Linked DNA regions of Homo sapiens: region 2 is linked to region 1. A link is an interaction called in ENCODE POLR2A ChIA-PET data of the cell type or tissue named here. Cell type or tissue: PC-9. All regions are shown on one strand.

Region 1 (8,000 bases):
ATCCTCCTCGCTTGTACTTTCTTCAGTCTCAAGATATCTATGCCTCTATGACTTTTATAGTGAGGTATAGTTTACGAAGTCACTTCCATACATATCTTATTTGACATGACACGATAGCTTAAAATGGAGGTGGGGAACAGGTTAGGTGAAGGTCCTACAGATATTATTGGCAACAGTACTTTCTTTCTTTTTATTTTATTTATTTTTTGAGACAGAGTCTCACTCTGTCACCCATGCTGGAGTGCAGTGGCACGATCTCAGCTCACTGAAAACTCTGCCTCCCGGGTTCAAGCGATTCTCTTGCCTCAGCTTCTCTAGTAGCTGGGACTACAGGCATGCACCACCACACCCGGCAAATTTTTGTATTTTTAGTAGAGATGGGGTTTCATCATGTTGGCCAGGCTGGTCTCAAACTGACCTAAGGGTATCTGCCCACCTTGGCCTCCCATCGTGCTGAGATTACAGGCATAAGCCACCGTGCCTGGCCTCTTTTTTTTTTTTTTTTTTTTTTTTTTTAAATTTTTTTGAGACAGGGTCTTGCTCTGTTGCCCAGGCTGGAGTGCAGTGGCATGATCTTGGCTCATTTGGCCTCGTGGGCCCAAACTGTCCTCCCACCTCAGCCTCTTGAGTAGCTGGGACCATAGGCTTGCACCACCACACCCGGCTAATTTTTTTTTTTTTTTTTTGGTAGAGATGGGTTTTCACCATGTTGCCCAGGCCGGCCTTAAAATACGGGGCTCAAGTGATCCTTCTGCATTAGCCTCCTGAGTAGCTAGCATCACAGGCACCTGCTATTACTCCTGGCTATTTATTTATTATTTATTTTGAGACAGAGTCTCGCTCTTTCGCCCAAGCTAGAGTGCGGTGGCGTGATCTCGGCTCACTATAAGCTCCGCCTCCCAGGTTCAAGTTATTCTCCTGCCTCAGCCTCCCACGTAGCTGGGATTACAGGCATGTGTCACCATGCTTGGCTACTTTTTGTATTTTTTGTAGAGATGAGGTTTCGCCATGTTGGCCAGGAGGGCCTCAAACTCCAGACCTCAGGTGAACCACCTGCCTTGACCCCCCAAAGTGCTGGGATTACAGGCGTGAGCCACCGCGCCTAGCCAAAAAGAAAAAGTTGAAAGGATATATATTTGCCCTTATTTATGAAAGACTTGAAAGAAATTCACGAAAGTATAAAAAAGTCAGTGCCAGTGGGATTGTGGGTAACAATTTTTTTTTCTTTTTTTCTTTTTTTTGGAGATAGCCTTGCTTTGTCTCCCAGGCTGGAGTGCAGTGGTGTAATCATAGCTCACAGTAGCCTCAAACATCTGGGCTCAGGGGATCCTCCATCTCAGCATCCCCAGTAGCTGTGGCTACAGTTGCATGCCACCACGCCTGGCCAAATTTTAAAATGTTTTGTAGAGGTGGGGGTCTTTCTGTGTTGCCCAGGCTGGTCTTGAACTCCTGTCCTCAAGTGACCCTCCCACCTCAGCCTCCCAAAGTGTTGGGATTATAGATGAGAGTCACCAGGCCCAGTCCTAACTTTTTTTTTTTCTTTTTTTTTTTTTTTTTTGAGACAGAGTCACACTCTGTGGCGCAGGCTGGAGTGCAGTGATGCAGTCCCAGCCCACTGCAGCCTCGACATCCTGGGCTAAAGCAATCGTCCCACTTCAGCCTCCTGAATAGCTAGGATGCCACCACAACTGGCTAATTTTTTTTTTTTTTTTTGCTAGAGATGGGGTTTCTCTGTTGCCTAGGGTGGTTTCAAACTCCTGGGCTCAAGCAGTCTGCCTGCCTCAGTCTCCCAAAATGTTGGGATTATAGGCGAGAGCCACCTCGCCTGGCCCCTCACCCTTTTTTTTTCTATCAAATGTTACTGAATATAGCTTTTTACATTTAATGTTGTATCATGATTACTTTCCCTTGTTAGGAAATGATAATGTGAAAATGGCTCTCATATCAGATCTAGTTTGAAGCCCCAGCTTTATTAGCTATAGTCTGCTTGGCCTCAGGTAGTCATTTCTCCTCTGAACTGGTGTCTTCATCGCTACCGTGGGGCTGCTTCTCTTAACCACACTGAGCTGAGCGAGGGTCAGAAATCATAGGTAAAGCCCTTGGCACATAACCTAGTTCTTGGAAGACTCTGAAAACTGGGAGTTGTGATGCTGTTGTTATTATCATTATTATTATTATTACTATTTTTGTTTTGTTTTGTTTTTTGCGATAAAGTCTTGCTCTTGTCCCCCAGGCTGGAGTGCAATGGTGCAATCTCCGCTTACTGCAACCTCTGCCTCCCAGGTTCAGGCGATTCTCCTGCCTCAGCCTCCCAAGTAGCTGGGATTAACAGATGCCTGCCAGCAAGCCTGGCTTATTTTTGTACTTTTAGTAGAGACGGGGTTTCACCATGTTGGCCAGGCTGGTCTCAAACTCCTGACCTCAGGTGATCCGTCCGCCGCGGCCTCCCAAAGTGCTGGGATTACAGGCGTAATCCAGCCTTATTATTATTATTTTTGAGACAGTCTTGCTCTGTTTCCCAGACTGGAGTGCAGTGGTACAACCCGGCTCCCTGCAGCCTCTGCCTCCTCGGTTCAAGCACTTCTGCCTCAGCCTACCAAGTAGCTGGGATTACAGGCACACACCACCACACCTGGCTAATTTTTGTATTTAGTAGATATGGGGTTTCACCATGTTGGCCAGGCTGATCTTGAACTCTTTCTATTTATTTATTTTTTTATTTATTTAATTTTTTTTTTTTTTTGAGATGGAGTCTCGCTGTCGCCCAGGCTGGAGTGCAGTGGCGTGATCTCGGCTCACTGCAGGCTCCGCCCCCTGGGGTTCACGCCATTCTCCTGCCTCAGCCTCCCGAGTAGCTGGGACTACAGGCGCGTGCCACCTCGCCCAGCTAATTTTTTGTGTTTTTAGTACAGATGAGGTTTCACCGTGTTAGCCAGGATGGTCTCAATCTCCTGACCTTGTGATCTGCCTGCCTCGGCCTCCCAAAGTGCCGGGATTACAGGTGTGAGCCACCGCGCCCGGCCTTGATCTCGAACTCTTGACCTCAGGTGATCTGCCTGCTTTGGCCTCCCAAAGTGCTGGGATTACTGCCATGAGCCATCGTGCCCAGCCGATGCTGTTTTTATTGTTTAAAATAGTCTTCAAAAACCTGTTTTTCATGGCATTGTATCATCAAATGAAATGATGATGCAAAGGTTTAAAAAAAAGGAATGTACTATTTATGTTGGGGGGGGAACTGCTATCAGGTTGCAATCGAAACATTTTCTGGAAAAAAAAAACAAAACAACAAGAAAACCTGTATTGTGGTGGCCTAAGTATAAATGAAAGCCTAGCAGGTTTCCATTCTGCTGCAAAGCAGCTTCATGCTGGACCAATTAGAAAAGACATACTTTTAAAATTAAAACTTTATTGAAATGTAATATACATGGCTAAAAATTACTCATTATAAGCAAACAACTCAGCGCATTTCCAGAACGTAGACACACTCATGCAGCCCGCAGGAAATGAGGCAGAACCATTACCAAGCCCCTCCAGAAGCACCCTAAGCCTCACCTTCCCTCAAGTCCCAGGAAAGCCCCTTTCTCCTGAGAGTGGTCACTGTCTTCACCTCCGTCACCACAGATGATTTCCCCCTGCATTCCAGTTTGTTTTACATGAATATGGCTGTGATTCATATACGTTGTTTTATGTGGCAGAAATTGTGTGTTCATTTTCCCTCATCCTCTCCCTCTGCAGTCCTGCTCCACTGAGGATTCTGCCAGAGAATGAAGCCCTAATGTGCTAAGGCATCCATTTATGTAGTTGAGTTAATGTCTCCTGTGCCTCTAGGAGGGTAGTCATCATATACTGTCCTTGAGAGAATTGAGAAAATAGATACTGAAGACATTTTCCGTGGGTTTAATTCTCTCAGAGAATTCCAAGAAAGGCTGGGAGCCTTAGCTTTTCTGGCTTTTACCATTGACCCACTCTTGTAGATTCCAGGAGATGACCTCTGTTATCTTATCTGGCTTTTCTAATTGTTCTCTGTGAGAATGTTGGTTTGCTGCAAGCCACTCCAGCCCACCAGGAAGTGGAAATCCAGCAAACATGTTTTCACCACATAGCCAAGCTCCTAAGAAAATAAGGGAAATTCCCAGGGGCCCAAAAAAGGGAAGAAGGAGCTGAAACTCCATTGGGGAAAGAACAGGGAAGCCAGGGCTTCCCTGTGACGTTGCAGAAACTTGAAGCCCAGAGGCCTGGGTTTTTTGTTTGTTTTGTTTGTTTGTTGTTGTTGTTTTTGAGACAGAGTCTCACTGTGTCACCCAGGCTGGAGTGCCATGGCACGATCTCGGCTCACTGCAACCTCTGCTTCCCGGGTTCAAGTGATTCTCCTGCCTCAGCCTCCCAAGTAGCTGGGATTACAGGCATGTGCCACAATGCCCGGCTAATTTTTTTGTATTTTTAGTAGAGACAGGGTTTCCCATTTTGGCCAGGCTGGTCTCGAACTCCTGACCCCAAGTGATCCTCCTGCCTCGGCCTCCCAAAGTGCTGGGATTACAGGCGTGAGCCACCACGCCCGGCCGAGTCCTGGGTTTTTAACAGATGTTGAGGGGAAACAGGGACCATAGCCTTAGGCCTGAGCAGGGAGGTGAGTTGGAACTGTGTCCCTCTGCTTCTCAGCCCATAATCTAGGGCTGTCAAAAAGCTATGAATGCAAGAGTGGGCAGGAAAGAAAATCCTGCTAGTGATAGTGCAGTGTGGTGTAGTTCTGTGGGGGAGAGGAGGGGATTTAGTTTATGCTGTTTCTGCCAAAGATCTGCTCCACAGCCTGTCCTCACAGGCCTTTGGTGTTTGCCATTAGACTACCCGGGATGTCCAGGAAACCCCAAATCTAGAAATAAAAAGTTACCCTTCACACCAAGAATCAAATTGCAGACTTACGGAAGGTGTTGCAATTTAGCCAAATCTCAATATAAAAATTGTTACACAACATAAAGTGTGTTTGTGGAAGCCCAGTTTTAGAAGTGTTCACTGACACCATTGCTCTGTTGGCCCTGCAGTGTACTGACTTAGTTGAGATTGGAGTCAGGATGTTGAGACAGCATCAAGCAGGTGGGGTAGGCGTCTGCCCATGTGATTCAGTCTCACCAAACCTTAGGATTATCTTGTATCCAAAAGACTCTGTCTCCATGTCGCTAATTCCTATTCCTGGGATTCCTCTTGCATAAGGCTTTGTTCCCTGAAAACCCATCATCTACTGTATCACTTTTAGGTGAAAATTCACCTTTTTAAATAATTGACTTATAGCTTAGCTTCATTCTTTATCCTGCCAATGGGAGGAGCCAGGTACACACAAATTGATAAGAGGATTTATATAAATGAGTGTATTCTTGGAACAGCTTCAGCCGCTCCTTTTCTTCCTCCCCACCCCCCAGCATGTTTTGAGTGCCTACTAGATGCCAGGCATTGTACTATCAGGAAGGATGTGGGGATGACGATAACATGGTTCCTCCTGCCCTGGAATTCACATTTCAGCCAACCACTGAGTTTGCCCCTAGAACCCATACCAATGCATTGGAGTGAATTTGAATCCATTGAATACTTCCTTCTGCAGAAACTGTTGATATCTTTTGGATTTCCGATGAGTTGTCTTCAGCTTTTGGAGAAAGACATGTTACCACAGCTGTGTATGTTACTGAGCATATGGAAACATTGGCTGGCTAGCAAGAAATAAGATATCATAGTTTTTCTCTTCTTTTCTTTTACCTTTTTTTTTTTTTTTTTTTTTGAGACAGAGTCTTGCTCCGTCACCCAAGCTAGAGTGCAGTGGCATGATCTCGGCTCACTGCAACCTCCACCTCCCAGGTTCAAGCAATTCTGCTGGCTCAGCTTCCCAAGTAGCTGGGATTACAGGTGCCCGCCACCATGCCCGGCTAACTTTTTGTATTTTTAGTAGAGACAGGGTTTCGCCATGTTGGCCAGTGTGGTCTCAAACTCCTGACCTCAGGTGATCCACCCGCCTCAGTCTCCCAAAGTGGTGGGATTACAGGCTTGAGCCACCGTGCCCAGCCTGATATCATACTTTTTAAAGCAAATGAATAGGTTAAATAATCAAAAGCACTTTTCCATATGACTAATTCCACCACTACAAATCTCTTTAGGATGATGTGAGGCATAAAGTTCATCTGAACACCTTTGGCTTCTTCAAGGATGGGTACATGGTGGTGAATGTCAGTAGCCTCTCACTGAATGAGCCTGAAGACAAGGATGTGACTGTAAGTACCTTTTAATGAGATCCAGGGGTTTACTCTTTTTTTTTTTTTTTTGAGATGGAGTCTTGCTCTGTCACCCAGGCTGGAGTGCGGTGGCGCAATCTCAGCTCACTGCAACCTCCACCTCCCGGGTTCAAGCAGTTCTCTGCCTCAGCCTCCCGAGTAGCTGGGATTACAGGCACCCACCACCATGACCGTCTAATTTTTGTATTTTTAGTAGAGACGGGGTTTCACCAACTTGGCCAGGCTGGTCTTGAATTCCTGACCTCGTGATCCACCCGCCTTGGCCTCCCAAAGTGCTGGGATTACAGGTGTGAGCCACTGCGCCCAGCCCAGGGGTTTACTCTTTTAGCTTAGGTGAGAGTCACCTTCCAACCCCAATGCTTAAATATAAAATACCAGAATATGGAGATAATTAAGCATGTGAGTAGCAAATTATATATCAGGCATCAAATAATTTCACTTTTAACACTTAAAATGTAATTCTGTAATAATTCTAGTAATTAGTGACTTTGCTTGAGTGATTTTACTTTGCCTTCTTACAAAATGAATGCTAAGAAAACAGAGGAGACCACGTTAGAAGTACCACTTTTTCTGCTTTTTGAGTAAGAAAAGTATGGACAATTGTGTAGATATTTACTTCTACTGTTTTTACTCCCCATTAGATTGGATTTAGCCTAGACCGTACAAAGAATGATGGCTTTTCTTCTTACCTGGTGAGTATTAAATGTGTGACCTGATTCATCTCTTCACCTGAGCCCAGGCCATTGAACGGGAACACCCTACTTCTTGCAGTTCCATTTTCATTTTTTTTTTGGAGTACGGTGGCACAATCATAGCTCACTGCAACCTTGACCTCCCAGGCTTAAGCGATCCTCCCGCCTCAGTCCCCTGAGTAGCTGGGACTACCAGCGTGTGCCACCACGCCTGCCTAATTTTTGTATTTTTAGTAGAGACAGGGTTTCACATTTTGTTGGCCATGTCTCAAACTCCTGGACTCAAGGGATCCACCCACTGTGGCCTCCCAGAGTGCTAGGACTGCAGGCGTGAGCACCACGCCTGGCCACAGCGCCATTTCTTGAGGTAGTGGCTGCTTTGACTTCCAAGCATTTTTGAGAACCCACAGTTGGTTTACTTTTGTTTTTTGTTTTTTTTTTTGAGACAGAGTCTCACTCTTGTTGCCGAGGCTGGAGTGCAATGGTGTGATCTTGGCTCACTGCAACCTCCGCCTCCCTCGTTCAAGTGATTCTTCTGCCTCATCCTCCTGAGTAGCTGGGACTGCAGGTGCCCGCCACCACACCTGGCTAATTTTTGTATTTTTAGTAGAGACGTGGTTTCACCATGTTGGCCAGGATGGTCTCGATCTCCTGACCTCACGATCCACCCACCTCGGCCTCCCAAAGTGCTGGGATTACAGGCGTGAGCCACCACGCCCACCGGTTTACTATTTTGAATGGAGTTTGAGCCACGTATTTGCTATGTTCCTGAAAACTCTGTTCTTGTTCTAGTGTGAATGAATAAGATGATGTACAATTGGCTCTTCCTTTCTCAGGATGAAGATGTGAATTACTGTATTTTAAAGAAACAGTCTGTCTCTGTCACCCTTTTAATCCTAGACATCTCCAGAAGTGAGTAAGTAATTCTAAAGTTCCTTCAGTTCAGTCCTAGAGTAGAGTCGGGGAGAATTTAGTAGTATGCTAACATTCCTTGGGTGTCTGCCATGTGCCAGAGACCGTGCTGAGTGCTGGA
Region 2 (8,000 bases), 160 kb before region 1:
AGAATCTCTCTATCTGACCTCCACGTGCCCTTCTTTCACCTGCCCAAGGCAGGATTCTGATTGTGGCCATATGATCCTCATTCAAGAGGCTTCATGAGGATCGTGCCCCATACCCTGAAGGAAGGAAGGCTGCACAGGGAGGCCAAGAAGAATCTGCACAGACAGGCCCTGCTGGGTGTCACTACCTGATCTATTAGGATGCGATCAGGCAGTTTCTGACCAATCTCATTTCCACATGGTTGTCCATGCTTCAATCATGTCTATCTGATGAAGTCTCATAAAAGGCCCAAGAGGACAGGGTTTTTGGGGAGATTCTTAGAGAGTGGCTGCCCGGGGAGGGCATGGATGCTCTGTGCCCCCTCCCCCACACCTTGCCCTAAGCATCTCTTCATCTGTATTTTTAATAATATCCTTTGTAATAAACCAGTAAATGTGGTGGCCAGGCGCAGTGGCTCACGCCTGTAATCCCAGCACTTTGGGAGGCTGAGGCAGGCAGATCAAAAGGTCAGGAGCTCGAAACCAGCCTGACCAACATAGAGAAACTCTGTCTCGACTAAAGACACAAAAAATTAGCCGAGTGTGGTAGCACCCGCCTGTAGTTCCAGCTACTTGAGAGGCTGAGGCAGGAGAATTGCTTGAACCTGGGAGGCGGAGGTTGTGGTGAGCCAAGATCACGCCATTACACTCCAGCCTGGGCGACGGGCGAGATTCTGTCTCAAAAAAAAAAAAAAAAACCCAAAAACAAACCAGTAAATATAAGTGTTTCCCTGAGTTCTGTGAGCTGCTCCTGCAAATTAATTGAACCCAAAGAGAGGGTCAGGGGAACCCCAACTTGAAGCTAGTCCATCAGAAGTCCTGGAAGCCTGGACTTGCGACTGGTGGGAAGGAGGGGGCAGTCCTTCAGGACTGAGCCCTCAACCCCCAGGATCAGCCACTATCTCCAGGTAGATAGCATCAGAATGGAATTGAATTAAAGGACACCCAGCTAGTGTCTGCTGCTTGATATATAGCGGAAGCCTCCACATATTTGGTCACAGAAATCTTCTCTGTTGATTGTCATAGTGGAACAGCAGAGGAAAAACGGTTTGAGTTTTATCAAATGAGCATGTTTTCCAGAACTGAGAATTTTTTAAAAGCTGGAATACAGCAAAACACAATGCTAAGATACACTGCTTCAGAAATCAGGAAATCTAGGCCAGGCGCGGTAGCTCATGCCTGTAATCTTGGCACTTTGGGAGGCCGAGGCGGGTGGATCACCTGAGGTCGGGAGTTTGAGACGAGCCTGACCAACATGGAAAAACCCCGTCTCTACTAAAAATACAAAATTAGCCAGGCGTGGTGGCGCCCGTCTGTAATCCCAGCTACTCAGGAGGCTGAGGCAGGAAAATCGCTTGAACCCGGGAGGTGGAGGTTGTGGTGAGCTGAGATTGCGCTACTGCGCACTCCAGCCTGGACAACATGAGTAAAACTCCATCTCAAAAAAAAAAAAAAAAAAAGTCACAAAATCTGGCAAGTGGTCAACATTCACCTCGTTAATATGTGCTGAGCCTTGCTATGTGCTGTGAGTCCAACAGAACTTTCTACAGTGATGGCAATGTTCTATGGCCGCTCTTTCCAACACAGAAGCCATGTGTGGCTGTGAAGCATTTGAAATGTGGCTGGTGAAATTGTGGAACTGAATTTTTAAAAATTTATTTAATTTTAATTAATTAAAACTCAACAGCGGTTGGGCGTGGTGGCTCACACCTGTAATCCCAGCACTTTGGGAGGCCGAGGTGAGCGGATCACCTGAGGTCAGTTCAAGACCAGCCTGGCCAACATGGTGAAACCCTGTCTCTACAAAAATTAGCTAGGCATGATGGCAGTTGCCTGTAATCCCAGCTACTCGGGAGGCTGAATCAGGAGAAACGCTTCAACCCGGGAGGCGGAGGATGCAGTGAGCCAGGATCATGCCACTGCACTCCATCCTCAGTGACAGAGCGAGACTCCATCTCAAAACAAAAACAAAAACAAAAAACTCAATAGCTACATATGGTAGTGGCTACCACACTGGACAACAGCTTTAGCCTCTGTGCAGGTGTATAAACAGGTGCAAAGAAATCTATCAGTAAAACACATTGTACTGATAACTTATAAATAGATAAGAAAACAACAAAGACAGGCCATAACAGGAGGAGTTGGTATGGGAAGAGAGGGTCATACACATGTACCTATGTTTTAAGTGGCTGGAGTTCTGTAAGAGAAGCTTGTTCTATGTACTAATAAAATCAAACCTGGCCGGGCCTGGTGGCTCACGCATGTAATCCCAGCACTGTGGGGGGCTGAGGTGGGCGGATCACCTGAGGTCAGGAGCTCGAGATTAGCCTGGCCAGCATGGTGAAACCCCGTCTCTACTAAAAATACAAAAATTAGCTGGGTGTGGTGGCGCGCCCCTATAATCCCAGCTACTCGAGAAGCTGAGGCATGAGAATCGCTTGAACCCAGGAGGTGGAGGTTGCAGTGAGCCGAGATCGCGCCACTGCACTCCAGCCTGGGGGACAGAGCGAGACTCTGTCTCCTAAAAGAAAAAAAAATCAAACCCTTGCTTGTTGACAGCTTCCCCCCACCCCAAAATAGCACAAGCTCCGTGTAATACTACTTTTTCAGATTTTGGGTTTTTTGTTTTGTTTTATAGTTTTTTTTTTTGAGACAGGGTTTCATTCTATCACCCAAGGCTGGAGCAGCCTCAACCTCCTGGGCTCAATCAATCCTTCTGCCTCAGCCTCCAGTATAGCTGGGACCACAGGCACAGACCACCATGCCTGGCTAATTTTTGTATTTGTTTGTAGAGTCAGGTTTCACCATGCTGCTCAGGCTGGTCTAGAACTCCTGGGCGCAAATGATCTGCCTGCCCCCACCTCCCAAAGTGCAGAGATTACAGGCGTGAGCCACCACACCTGGTCCCACATCTTTTTTCTTTTGTCTTTTTTTTTTTTTTCAGACATGGTCTCACTCTGTCACCCAAGCTGGAGTGCAGTGGCGCAATGATAGCTCACTGCAACCTTGAGCTCCTGGGCTCAGGCAATCTTCCTGCCTCAGCCTTCCAAAGCACTGGGATTCCAGGCACAAACCACCGTGCCCAGCCAGCGCTTCACTTCTTTGTTGCCTTCAAGGTAATGATATAAAGCAACAATTCAATACCAAGTTGGTAAAATAATTTGTATTTCAAACAGAAAGACTGCCTAAAAATATTACCTTTTGCTCCTAGCACCCAGACAAACAATGAATAAAGGGAAATAAGGAAACCCTGGCAGCTGAGAAGGCCTCCTAGTCAATAGATCCAGTTTCTCCCAAGTTCATACTGCAGATGAACTTGTAGTTCATTTAAGTATCTAGATCTCTTTCCTTCATGTAGAGACCTTAATCAAAGACTCTTCTCAGGATTTTATTTCACAGCCTAAGAAATGTTTATTTAATTTAATAAAATACTCTTTTTCTTTAAGGTTGGGTCCATTACCAAATACTAAGTCATGTTGAAAAAATTATGTATATACATACATATGTCTATATATATATATATATATATATATATATATATATATCTCACCATAAAATACTATCCTAGGTTATCAATAGTGTGCTTATAGTGCTGATCTTACTCCTAGTAGAACTGTCACAGTTGATCACTGTCCATTATTTTAGGATATTCTTAGCTGTGGAGTTTGAGAAGACTATGAAACTATTATACATATTTGAAGTATAGTTATAGGTTATGTTAGTTACTTTTAATAAATTTAATGATTAGTTTGACTGTTGACTAGGCATATACAATTAAGTAGAAACGACACAAAACACTGAGTGAATAATTCTAAAAAGGCTTAGGAGGCTCTTTTCACTGTCCATGAAATCATCTTGTGGCCTCTTGAATCAGCTATGCACAAGGCACCAACATATCTACGTCGCACCATAAAGATTCCACAGTCTTCCATTCCCACAGGTGGCCTCAAACCTGGGTAGCAGCTGCTGGCTGGGATCATTCCTGCACAGCTCCTCCAGGCTCCCAGATTTTTTCATCTACTTCTATGGTTCTCTAATAGCAACATTTTTCAACTATTAATTTACTTTTATTCAAAATGATCCAACAGACACCCCCCAAGATTTAATATTTACGTTCATATATATATATTTGGAGACAGAGTCTTGCTCTGTCACCCAGGCTGGAAGTCCAGTGGTATAATCTCGGCTCACTGCACCCTTCACCTCCCGGGTTCAAGCAGTTCTCTGCCTCAGCCTCCCAAGTAGCTGGGACTACAGGCGCACGCTGCCACGCCCGGCTAATTTTTTGGTTTTTTGTAGAGATGGGGTTTCACCGTGTTGCCCGGGTTGGTCTCGAACTCCTGAGCTCAGGCAATCCACCCACCTTGGCCTCCCAAAGTGCTAGGATTACAGGCGTGAGCCACTGCGCCCGGCCTTTACGTTAATATTTATATAGACACTTTAACATTTGTCCTCCTCTCAAGGCCCCAGGAATAACACCAAGTCGTGAGTTAAATGTTAATTTTCTTAGCAACTTGAAAAGATTAAGATCACCTCTATTAGATTCTGGACCTTTGTATCCAAGAAGTCTAATAAGGAAACACCAACAAAAGCACACGTAAGAGAAACACAAACCAAGTTAACTTTGAAGATACGTTGTGCATGGCATAGCATTCATAAAAGACACGCCAGAAAACCTGATTAGACTCAGGACATGCATGGAACAATTGTGCTTACCAGCTTGAGAGAAAGCTTCATGTAAAAATTGGAGAGGTATGGGAAAAATAGAGAGAAAGAGAGAGAGAAAGAGAAAAAAAAACAACAACACATCAGAAGAAGAGGAACTTGGTCAGTTCCGCCATATTAAAATAACACACACGTCTACCCGCTGATTTATAAAAATGACTTGTAGCAGATCTGTGCAAAAGTTCACAAGAAGGGCTGCTCCCTAATAACATTTTTCTTAGGCTCCACATTGCCAGAGCCAAAGATCAGATAGAAAAGGAGGGTTTCTGTTACAGGCCTGTACTGGCCACCTCAGCCTAGATGTAAATTAAAGTAAGCTTATAGTCAGTGACACATAATGACTATAAAAGAAAAAATACAGGGCCGGGTGCAGTGGCTCACACCTGTAATCCCAGCACTTTGGGAGGCCAAGGCAGGTGGATCACCTGAGGTCGGGAGCTCGAGACCAGCCTGACCAACACGGAGAAACCCTGTCTCTACTAAAAATACAGTATTAGCCGGGTGTGGTGGTGCACACCTGTAATCCCAGCTATTCAGGAGGCTGAGGCAGGAGAATCGCTTGAACCTGGGAGACGGAGGTTGCAGTGAGCTGAGGTCGCGCATTGCACTCCAGCCTGGGCAACAAGAGTGAAACTCCATCTCAAAAAAAAAACAAAAAAAAAAGAAAAAATATAATCACACAACCTTTTGTTCTCCAAATTTCCCATGGAAAGTTTTATACAGACGAAAACAAGTCTGAACACCAATTACTTCCATGACAGGAAAGTAATATTTTAATCTTAAGGAGCTCTAATAAATATAAACATTGACATGAAGGCAAAGTCTGAAATTGGTGAATTGGTAACAAAGGGCTGACTAGCATTGCTCTAAGAAACTACCTGCAGGACCCAGAATGCCTCTCGCAGCCAGGCTAGAGGCCAACATTCTCTCCCACCCGAGAAGTGTGTGCCACCCCTTGCTCCGTGGAGGGTGTCTGCTGATGCTTTCTATGAAACTCAGCCCTGTCCACAGGGGTTATTTGGAGAATTATCCACTGTGACTGCTCTTTTTTTTTTTGAGACAGGGTCTCACACTATCGCCCAGGCAGGAGTGCAGTGGCGTAATCTCGGCTCACTGCCACCTCCGCCTCCCAGGTTCAAGCGATTTTCCTGCTTCAGCCTCCTGAGTAGCTGGGATTACAGGTGCCTGCCACCACGCCCAGCTAATGTTTTGTATTTTTAGTAGAGACGGGGTTTCGCCTTGTTGGTCAGGCTGGTCTTGAACTCCTGACCTCGTGATCCGCCCGCCTCCCAAAGTGCTGGGATTATAGGTGTGAGCTACTGTGCCCAGCTGTGACTGCTCTTTTTAAAGTATTTATTTACTTATCAATTTGCTGATTTTTGGTTTTGTTTTTGGAGACAGGGCAGGTTGCATGGTGGCACAATCCCAGCTCACTGAAGCCTCAACCTCTAGAGCTCAAATGATCCTCGCACCTCAGCCTCCTGAGTAGCTGGGACTATAGGTACGTGCCACCACGTCCAGCTAAGTTTTGTATTTTTTGGTAGAGATGGGGGTTTCACCATGTTGCCCAGGTTGATATCGAACTCCTGAGCTCAAATGATCCACCCACCCCAGCCTTCCAAAGTGCTGGGATTACAGGTGTGAGCCACCACACACAGCCTAAAAAACTAATTCTTAATTTAAGATTGATTCAAAGTTGACACTTCCTTGTAAATAAAAAATAACCTTTTAAATAAATTGTCCCTATATAGAAACATGAGATTTTAAAGGAAAGAACCAGAAAGACAAACTTTTGCAGGGGGAAAATGGTACATACAGTCACATTCCTGACTGTCTGACATGGGCAGTCTACAGTGATTCCAGCCCGCCTGTGAACTTGAGCATAGATCTACTTATCACAACTGGAATTCATTGTACGCACAGACAAGACTTATGGTGCACAGCAGAAAACTCCAAGTATCTTTCCTACAAGGCACACTATCATATACAGATATTTTCTCACACATTATTGTCTAAACATTGCTAATTCAAAGAACTAACATTTCAACTAGATACACTATTTGCTCTCTACTCGGCTACTTTCTTTACGCAAAGTTATATATTCTTTCTTAAGCATTCCACAGACAGAGTTCTCACCTCAAAATATTGTATAGGAAGATTATTAACACTTCATAGTAAAAACGAGTCATTAGGATTGAACAGAAATCCCCATTGAATAGGAAATACCAAATTCTCAGACAAATTCGACTTTATTTGTGATGGATGATCTATTAATACAAGAAGTGCCATCACAGTACGTGGAATTTCTTTTTAATCATTATATACTGGTTTTCAGTCTGAAGTTGTAAGCCAGCCAATTAGAATTTCTCTTAAAATTAGAAAGCGAAATCATTGGCTAAAATAATAATTTTGAAGATTTCATTAAGTGCATTGCTAGACACCTGAAGAATTAAAAAGCTGTCAGTTTCAGGCGACAGTTAAAGAGCCGTGGGAGCCACAAGCGTCAATAACACATGGGGAACACAGCCCAGGCGAGTCCATGTGTTATTGGACAGTCACAGTACTAACCTCAAGTACAAAGAAAGGGGACAGTGAAAATAAATATATATAGAGAGAAGCAAAATCATTTTACTGTGCTAGGAGATCGCTCACGCTTCCTTGATTTGTTTGTTTGTTCTCCAAGCTTTAGGGCATAACTCCCTTATGGATCCATTTGTTACAAACATGGATATGGGTGACTGAGCTACACTGCCGTCTGTAAGAGCGTCACTCTCCCGTGACCACGCACTGCAGCTGTGTTTTATGCGTGAAATTCTGCGGTAAAGTCATACCCAATGACATCTCAGACGGCAGTCACAGTCCCTTTAAAGATTTTACCAGAACTAGAATGAAAAGAGAAAAACAAAAAAAAAAACAAAAAAACAAGCTCAGCTCACCACTGTTATTAGAAAGTTTGCTTCCTTTATTCATGCAAGCTTTTCGGATAAAGTTCCGTATGGTTGAATTTATACAATTAGGCTTTTCTTTTTTTTTTTTTTTCCTGGTGTCCAGTTCTCTCAATTAAGAATTTCATTTCGTAGTGTGGAAGCATAACAAGTGCCTCTGGGTCCCCAGTCTTGGTGCTGTGAATGGGGTTAGTGGCTGTGCCATGACTGTATGACCTGGCCATCACAGGTGAACTTACAACATAGTCCCTAGCCTCAAAGGCATACGTGGGTTTCCCTATCGTCCTCTTCATG

The links. ChIA-PET counts read pairs that join two places held together with the same protein. Peaks named below come from ENCODE experiments on the same cell type or tissue, not always from the same donor. Only the 100,000 strongest peaks of a DNase experiment are listed, where the experiment ranks them.
Region 2: POLR2A ChIA-PET joins it to region 1 with 25 read pairs; 4 of 35 experiments call an interaction of 5 or more read pairs at or near these places.

The regions. Positions count from the first base shown.
Region 1 is chr9:130,069,496-130,077,495 of GRCh38, forward strand. It overlaps GPR107 (G protein-coupled receptor 107), which reads left to right. Exons shown (of 18, transcript NM_020960.5): 2 at 6,141-6,254; 3 at 6,917-6,967; 4 at 7,804-7,883. Among named protein-coding and RNA genes, the nearest start is that of GPR107, 20 kb to the left of the region's middle. In PC-9, no CTCF peak of the experiment used is centred here; no DNase peak of the experiment used is centred here.
Region 2 is chr9:129,911,214-129,919,213 of GRCh38, forward strand. FNBP1 (formin binding protein 1) reads right to left here. Exons shown (of 17, transcript NM_015033.3): 11 at 4,753-4,767. Among named protein-coding and RNA genes, the nearest start is that of MIR6855, 46 kb to the left of the region's middle. In PC-9, no CTCF peak of the experiment used is centred here; a DNase peak (open chromatin) is centred at 138; H3K27ac peaks cover 1,283 bases.